Regions from separate parts of the Homo sapiens genome. Here region 1 is linked to region 2. Evidence: chromatin loops called from intact Hi-C (ENCODE). Cell type or tissue: mammary epithelial cell. All regions are shown on one strand. Each heading gives the region's core, and the rest is flanking DNA. Links, peaks and the distances in the headings are about the cores only.

Region 1 (4,403 bases), core at 239-4,238, 230 kb after region 2:
CTAATTCAGTGCCTCACATTTACTAGATGCTTTAAAAATTTTTATTAAATGAATGCATGAATGCACAAAGTAGAGTGTGTTCAGTAGCCATATAAATCTTAAAGATGTATCATAAAACTGGAATCAAATAATGGAAATTACAGGAGAAAGGATTTACATCAGTGTAAGCAAGAATTTTCTGACCCTAAAGCTGTCCAGTGATGGACAGCCATCCAGCCTCTCTCGAGTTAGCTCCCTGTCACAGGCATGGGCTGGATGGTCCCTTCCCAGGGATTCAGTGGAGGAACAGTTTTAGGGCTGAAAGTGGTCTGGCATGACAAGGCTGTATGTTTGAGGGCAGGAAAGATGGCAAGAGTTAAAGTAGCTGTGGTTTCTTCATCAAAGCTTACACATTGTAAGCTCAATAAATGTGAGCTAACATCATCATCACCATGATTATTATTATTAGTAACCCTCAGCACATGTCAGGGAGGAATGAGGACCCCTCTACTTCCCCACTTAGGGACCACACACCCAAGGACCTGGCCACACACCATATTTTTTGTTTGTTTGTTTGTTTTGTTTTTGTTTTTGTTTTTTGGATACAGAGTCTTACTCTGTCACCCAGGCTGGAGTGCAATGGCACCATCTCAGCTCACTGAACCTCCACCTGCTGGGTTCGAGTGATTCTCCTGCCTCAGCCTCCTGAGTACCTGGGATTACAGGTGTGTGCTACATGCCTGGCTAATTTTTGTATTTTTAGTAGAGATGGGGTTTCACCATGTTGGCCAGGCTGGTCTTGAACTCCTGACATCAAATGATCCACCTGCCTTGGCCTCCCAAAGTGCTGGGATTACAGGCGTGAGCCACTGCGCCTGGCCACACACACACTTTTTATGTTGGGCATAGTGATAGACCAGTGAGCTCCCACAAAATCTGGCCTCCATCAATTTGGTACCATTTCTGACATTGTCTTCAAAATGGTGGAGAATTTACTACTTATGAAAATAATGTAACAAAATACCACTTTAAACCATGGAAGTTTTCAAAATAATATTGAGGTAAAATTCTAATTGGCAAAACTTGTTGCATACATATACAGATTTTGTTATTAAAATTATTAAAAATTATTAAATTTTTATTATTAAAAATGTTTCACTGCTATTCAGGAGGCTGAGGTAAGAGGATCACTTGAACCCGGAAGTTTAAGGCCGCAGTGGGTTTTGATGGCACCATGGCACTCTAGCCTGGGTGACAGAGTGAGACCCCATCTAAATAAATAAATAAATGATACACAAATAAATAAAATGTTTCACTGGATCCCTCTGAGTCTCCATCAGACCTAGGAAATGCATTTATTTTAACAACTATATTAACAAAGATTCACTTAGCTGATTTTATTGCCCTGTTTTTGTTACTTCTTGGCTTTCATATTTTTAATTGGAAAAAATTGGAATGTATGTCTTACAATGACTTGCAGGAATATTACTTTTATGCCCATAAATCATTCTGCATATGTCAAGTGTTGCAGCTCAAGCATCTATTATTGTAATTAGCTGTCACTTCAGTCCTTTATTGTTGAATTCACCAACACCAATTCTGTCATATTTTTAAAAACCTCTTCTGGAGCTTTAATTCCCTCCGCAAACTGTATATGGAAATTTAGCCCCATTGCTTGCCCCGTTTTAACATGGCCTTCTTAACCCCCACCCACCAACTGCTAAATTATTTCTATGTTGTTTAGTCAAAGTTAAATGTACCACATTTGGACTGCAAGAACTGCCTGAAAATACTCATCCACTTCTGAATTGCCTGAGGTGTTAGATACATTTGTTCTAGAACTGGTGGCTCTGAATTCATCCTCAGAAGCCTGTGGGAGAAATCATATTTCATAATAAAGCAAGATTAAGATAACCAAACACACGCATAACATGTTAATAAACTCATAATTTTTAGTAAGAGCTTTGTATTTTTTAGAAATTTTCCATGAAGCCTGATTCATTTAATCTTCACTTGCACCCCTGCGTGAGATGCAGGACAGGCTTCAGAAGCCTCATTTCACAGATCAGGAGACTGTCTCCAAGAGGCTAATTGAAGAATGTCCTGGAATTATTCCATCAGTTAACACCACAGTTAGGACTTGTACTCAAACTTCGGGTTTATGCAACACATTTTTTTTTTTTGCCTGTGCCACACTGTTTCTCGTACTTAATAATTGGCTGAATCAGTGATACAGATGTATAGTAACATCCCACATATACAGCAGTACCCCAGAAATCTAGAGCTTCCATAGCTGAGAGCCTTCTTTAACTGGAATTCAACCAAGAACCAAAAAGTATGCAGAAAGACCTAGCACATCCAAGACGTCTCAAAGCTACTGCCTTTTACTCATCGGAGCAGACTCCTAGGGCCTTATTGAAGATCTTTTTAGTCTTAGACTCACCACAGGTTGAATTAATTTCCAAGCTCATGGCTGATAAGAAGTCACAAGTCAGAGAGAAAAACATGCCCAGACAAGTGAGAGCTGTCCACAAGGCAGGAATAAACACACTGACCATTGAAATCAACGCAGGCATTTTGGAATTCAGGTATTCCTGTACCAACAAGTATAAGCCAGCCCCTCGTGCCTCGCAGCAAGCTCCAGAGGCCCCCGGCCTTCAGCATGACTATGGCTTTCCCTTTAGGAAAAAGGAAAAGTCCATTTACTCACTGCTTCCAATTCAGGACAAAAGAAATGTGCTTAAACATTTTAGAGAATGGTTCATCAAAACGGCCTAAAGGTTTCCTCTGCAGAGCAGTAAACTCTTAGCTCTGGGCAATTTGCATCTCTAAGGCAGCACTCAAGCAGTATTCATAATAGCCAGAATATGGAATCTGCTTAAGTGTCCATCAGTGAAGGACTGGATAAAGAAAATGTGGTGTATTTATACGTGATGAAATACTATTCATCTGTGAAAAAAAAGAATGAAATCATGTCTTTTGCAGCAACATGGATGGAGCCAGAAGCCATTATCTTAAGTGAAACAACTCAGACACAGATAGACAAACACCGCATGTTCTCACTCATAAGTGGGAGGCAAATAATGTGTACACATGGAGGCGGAGTGTGGAATGATGGACAGTGGGGACTTCGAGGGGTGGGAGGTGGATAGTGGGTAGTTGTTTGGTGGGTACATTGCATGTTCCTTCAGTGGATACACTGAAGGCCGTGATTTCACCACAGTGCAATAAATCAGTGTAGCAAAATTGTACTTGTACTGGCTGGGCACCATGGCTCACCCCTGTAATCCCAGACCTTTGGGAGGCCGAGGCAGGCAGATCACTTGAGGCCAGGAGTTCAAGAACAGCCTGGCCAACATTGTGAAACACCATCTCTTCTAAAAATACAAAAATTAGCTGGGCGTGGTGGCGGGCGCCTGTAATCCCAGCTACTCAAGAGGCTGAGGCAGAAGAATCACTTGAACCTGGGAGGCAGAGATTGCAGTGAGCCAAGATTGCGCCACTGCACTCCAGCCTAGGTGACAGAGCAAGATTCTGTCTCAAAAACCCCATAAATATATACAAATTTTAAAAATAATAACATTTAAAAAAATAAAGCAGTGCTGTCTGATAGGAATATGCCCAGGCCATGAATGTGAGCCACATATATAATCTAAAATTTTCCAACCGCCACATAAAATTGCAAAAAGAAACAGGGAAAATTAATTTTCACAATATTTTCTGTAATTTAGTATATCCTGAATACCATTTTAACATATCATCAATACAAAACAATAATGAGGCAGGGCACAGTGGCTCATGCCTATAATCCCAACACTTTGGGAAGCTGAGGCGGGCAGATCACCTGAGATCGGGAGTCCGAGACCAGCCTGACCAACATGGAGAAACCCCGTCTGTACTAAAAATACAAAATTAGCTGGGCGTGGTGGCACATGCCTGTAATCCCAGCTACTCAGGAGGCTGTGGCAGGAGAATCGCTTGAACCCGGGAGGTGGAGGTTGCGGTGAGCTGAGACTGCGCCACTGCACTCCAGCCTGGGCAACGAGTGAAACTCCATCTCAAAATAATAATAATAATGAGATATTTTACTTTTTTTTTTTTTTTTTTTTTTTGCTAAGGACTTTTCAGAATCCAGTGGTAACTTGACACCCACAGCACATCTCAGTTTAGACATGCCAACATTTCAAGGACTCAGTAGTGACCTGTGACTAGTGGCAGTCTTGTTAGCACAGGTCTGGGGAGAGTCCCTCTCTCTCTAATTAGAAAGCAGAATATTTTTTGTTTTGTTCTAATTTAATACACAAACCCAAAGAGCTAAAGTTTTTACTCTGATCAGCAGTTTTTATAGCAAATAAAAAAAAACAATTTCAGTTGGAAGGACTGGTCACTGGGGAGTTGCTTCTACCGCAGAAGTCACGTTGTCT
Region 2 (4,403 bases), core at 136-4,135:
CAAGAACATTGAAGAAATTCTGTTAATCATATCTGACTATTAAAATGGGGGAAAAGAATGGGGAAAAAGACAGCTGTCTTTGCAAGCACACATCCGTTTCTGGTGTGCAGTGGCAGTTAAAGTCATCTTTCAAAGGCTCTCTGCTGTCTGTTGGTGCCAGTAGGCAAGATAAAACAATTTTGTCAGCTAATCATCAGTCTGCTCCAGATGATGCACAGACTGGTCTAAGAATAAATACGTTAAAAAGGAAAGCAATTAGCTTTCCATATGGGATGGCGGAGTTTCTGCTTTGTAAAATTTCCAAGAGTTTAAGACCTGCTGATTCAAAAGTATTAAGATGAACTAGAAAGCTTTTCACGTTCCCATCTGCCACCATTGTGCTTTTCACTGTTCCTAGATTTAACATGATATTAAATTGAATCATGGTAGAACAAACCTTTACAAGACTTGATGCTTGTTAATATATCTGACACACAATAATGTAGATAGGTTGGAAGACATGATGCAACTCCTGATGAAAATATAAAGAAATGCACCAAGGTGACAATATTATTTGGTTATATTAATAATTTTGTTATTAGTAAAATATTACTGTTGATATCTTCTGGAGTTACTCTAGAAACTTTCTACAGTATCCTTGAGACTTTTGATCCCCCAAATGAATGACATAATATACTGATAATAACAATTCTAATTCCTAATTATGTGTTGATCAAGGTAATTCTAGCTGTTGTGACATATAAAACTCAAAATATCAGTGAGTTTATAAAATAGACGTTTATTTCTTGCTCAGATAAAGTTTGAGATGAGTTTTCTTGATTGGAAAGTGGCTTTTCTCTAAGTGGTGATTCAGGAACTTAGGCTCCTTCCATCTTTGGCTTTGTGTCCTTCAATGTGTTGCTTCCAAGGTGCTTACTACCTTCAGCAAGCCAATCTGTGGATGGGTAAAAAGCATGGTGGGTTGGGCATGGAAAAGTTCTTACTGGCTAGGCCTGGTGGTGGCGCACATCACTTCTGCTCACATGCCATTGGCTGGAACTCTGGCATATAACTACCCAGAAGGCTGGGAAATGCAGCCTAACAATGTTCCCAAGAAAAAGAAATAGATTTGGTCAACAATTAGTCTCTGCCCCAATGATCTAAGAATAGATTTGTGTAAGCTATAAAAATGTACTTCTTAATTATTGCTTATATTGCATTTCCTGTTTTAAGCTGAGGAGATTTGCCTCACATATATACTTACAGTCATACCCCACATAACAATGTTTGGGTCAGTGACAGAGCACATGTATGATATCAGTCCCGTAAGATCGTAGTGGGCTGAAAAACTCTAATCGCCTAGTGATATTATAGTTGTAATGTGGTGGTGCAATGCATTACTCATGTGTTTGTGGTGATACAGGTGTATCACCTACTGTACTACCAGTCTTACAAAAGCATGGCCCATGCCCTGACATGCAGGGCATAATACTTGATAATGACAGGAAATGGTGATGTTGCTGCTTTATGTATTTACTGTATACTTTTTATTGCTATGTTCGGGTGTACTCCTGTTTGTTAACTTTTTTTTTTTTTTTTTTTTTTAACTGGAAACGGTCTCAGGCAGGTCCTCCAGGAGGTATTTCAGAAGAAGTCATTGTTATATCAGTTGACAGCTCTGTGCGTGTTATTGCTCCTGACTACCTTCCAGTGGGATAAGATGTGGAGGTGGAAGACAGTGACATTGATGATCCTGACCCCGTGTGGGCCTAGGCCAATGTTTGTGTCTCAGTTTTTAACAAAAACGTTTAAAATGTTAAAAATTTAAAATATAGAAAAAAGAATAGGATACAAAGAAGGAAAATATTTTTGTACAACAGTACAATGTGTTTGTATTTTAAGCTAAGTGTTAATACAAGAGTCAAAGTTAAAAAATTAGAAAGTTTATAGACTAAAAAAGTTACAGTAAGCTGGCCGGGTGCAGTGGCTCATGCCTGTAATCCCAGCACTTTGGGAGGCCAATGTGGGCCGATCACAAGGTCAGGAGATCGAGACCATCCTGTCCAACAGGATGAAACCCCATCTCTACTAAAAATACAAAAAAATTAGTCAGGTGTGGTGGCGGGCACCTGTAGTCCCAGCTACTCAGGAGGCTGAGGCAGGAGAATGGTGTGAACCCGGGAGGTGGAACTTAGAGTGAGCTGAGATTGCGCCACTGCACTCCAGCCTGGGTGACAGAGCGAGACTCTGTCTCAAAAAAAAAAAAAAAAAAAAAGTTACAGTAAGCTAAGGTTAATTTATTATTGAAGAAAGAAAAATGTTTAAACACAAATGTAGTGTAGCCTAAGCATATAGTATTTATAAAGTCTATAGTAGTATACAGTAATATCCTAGGCCTTCACATTCACTCACTCTCACTCACTGACTCACCCAGAGCAACTTCCGGTCCTGCAAGCTCCATTTATTGTATGCGCCCTCTACAGGTATACCATTTTAATTGTTTATGCTGTATTTTTAACTGTACTATTTCTTTGTTTAGATACACAAATCCTTACCATTGTGTTATAATTCCCTACGGTATTCAGGACAGTTACATGCTACACAGGTTTGTGGCTGAAGAGCAATAGGCTCTACCATATATCCTGGGAGTGTAGTAGGCTGTGCCATCTAGGTTTGCGCAAGTGCACTCCACGATGTTCATGTAAGGACAAAATCACCTAGTGACACATTTCACAGAACGTATCTCCATCATTAAGCAACAACACATGATTGTATTTTTTTTGGAGACAGAGTCTTGCTCTGCCTCCCAGGCTGGAGTGCAATGGCACCATCTCAGCTCACTGCAACCTCTGCCTCCTGGGTTCAAGTGATTCTCCTACCTCAGCCTCCCTAGTAGCTAGGATTGCAGGCGTGCACAACCACACCCAGCTAATTGTTGTATTTTTAGTACAGACGAGGTTTCACCATCTTGGCCAGGCTGGTCTTGAACTCCTGACCTCAGGTGATCTACCCGTCTTGACCTCCCAAAGTGCTGGGATTACAGGTGTGAGCCACCACGCCCGGTCAGCAACACATGATTGTATTTTTAAAATACTGGGAAACATTTTGCTCTTTGAGGTTTTTATTCCTGGAAGTGGGAATAGAAAGGAGCTGTCTGTGAGCTGCTGTACAAACATCCTGAAGCAACAAGCTTATTCTCCAGCTTTCGAAAAGCAGTGAGCAATTAGTTTCTAAACGAAGGCCATGACAGTGGACCCCAGAGAGGAAACCCAATTTGGGAGATACTTCTCAGGTGATATGGATAAAACTTGATATCTCAGTGGATTTGAAGTATTAGGGTGACAAAATCACGCTGATTTTTTTTTTTTCTATGAGGGAGCAAGGAAATTTGGAATAAGTTTGGGAAAAGGAGAAGGTGGGATTATAAACTCAGTTTTACACATATGAAATTTCAGGTGGCCAGAGAAAAAATCTGGGCGTATTTTGAAATTTCCTGTGTAATAAGGGCAGATAAAGGACTTGGATCATCTGAATATCAGTCAGGTTTTAGAAGTCATTGCATCAGCTCAGTTTAGTCAGAAAAAAATGTGAGAGGAGAACTGTGTTATGGGACCTCAGGCAAACTGATGGCTAATCAGAGCCATTAGATTTAGTGTTTAGAAGAGACATAGTAACATTATCAGTAGAGCATAGTGGGGTGGGGCAGGAGCCAGATTGAGAGGGATTGTAAAATAAATGGACAATAAGAGGGAGTAAGGGAAGGCATTAGCTGTAGAGAAGGGATTACAAACACTTATCTTCACTCTCATGAGCAGCAATAATGCAAACACTGAGCAGAGTCCAGCCACGGGTGCTCAGCAGTGTTATCACTGTTATTATTGATTATTTCTTCTCTGCTTTTTACATATGAAGAAACGTTGTGAGGAGTTTGTTGGCATCAGTTTCATCTGAGGAAGGAATAGGTAAACTATACTTGCATGAGTAAGATTGTATCAGACAATGATGGCAGTATGAAAATAAACCATTGCCCCTGTGTGTTAGAGTGCCTTTTTCTGGCTTCATTTAACCCATATTCATTGAACCCTTGTTATGTGCTGGGCATTCTGATAGGCAGTGGAGGGGGAGCAGTGAATATGACCATGACCTTCTCGTGGAGCCTAGCATTCCCAGAAATAATGGGAATGTCAATTCTGATAAGGGGATTCCCATACAGGGTGCTATTGATAGCATCTTCTGGTGAGATGGCTGATGGGTTTGTTTATTCTCATTTTTTTAAATAAAGACGGGGTCTCAATATGTTGCCCAGGCTGGTCTTGAGTTCCTGGGCTTGAGTGATCCTCCTACCTCAGCGCTTCACTGTGCCTGGCTATTCCCATTTTATAGATGAAGAAACCGAAGACCAAATAGCGTAAATGATTTACGCA

What was found. Hi-C counts contacts between places; a loop is a spot of excess contacts. Peaks named below come from ENCODE experiments on the same cell type or tissue, not always from the same donor. Only the 100,000 strongest peaks of a DNase experiment are listed, where the experiment ranks them.
Region 1: a loop joins it to region 2, with 2.8 times the contacts of the local background. A loop is called at or near these places in 1 of 110 quality-filtered maps.

What each region holds. Positions count from the first base shown.
Region 1 is chr1:242,198,390-242,202,792 of GRCh38, reverse strand. The region is part of intron 5 of PLD5 (phospholipase D family member 5); the gene reads left to right. Among named protein-coding and RNA genes, the nearest start is that of MAP1LC3C, 200 kb to the right of the region's middle. In mammary epithelial cell, for the core only: no CTCF peak of the experiment used is centred there; DNase peaks (open chromatin) are centred at 2,502 and 4,172; H3K27ac peaks cover 1,906 bases.
Region 2 is chr1:242,423,491-242,427,893 of GRCh38, reverse strand. All of the region lies in intron 1 of PLD5 (phospholipase D family member 5), which reads left to right. Among named protein-coding and RNA genes, the nearest start is that of PLD5, 99 kb to the left of the region's middle. In mammary epithelial cell, for the core only: a CTCF peak has its summit at 2,471 (motif pointing left); a DNase peak (open chromatin) is centred at 1,403.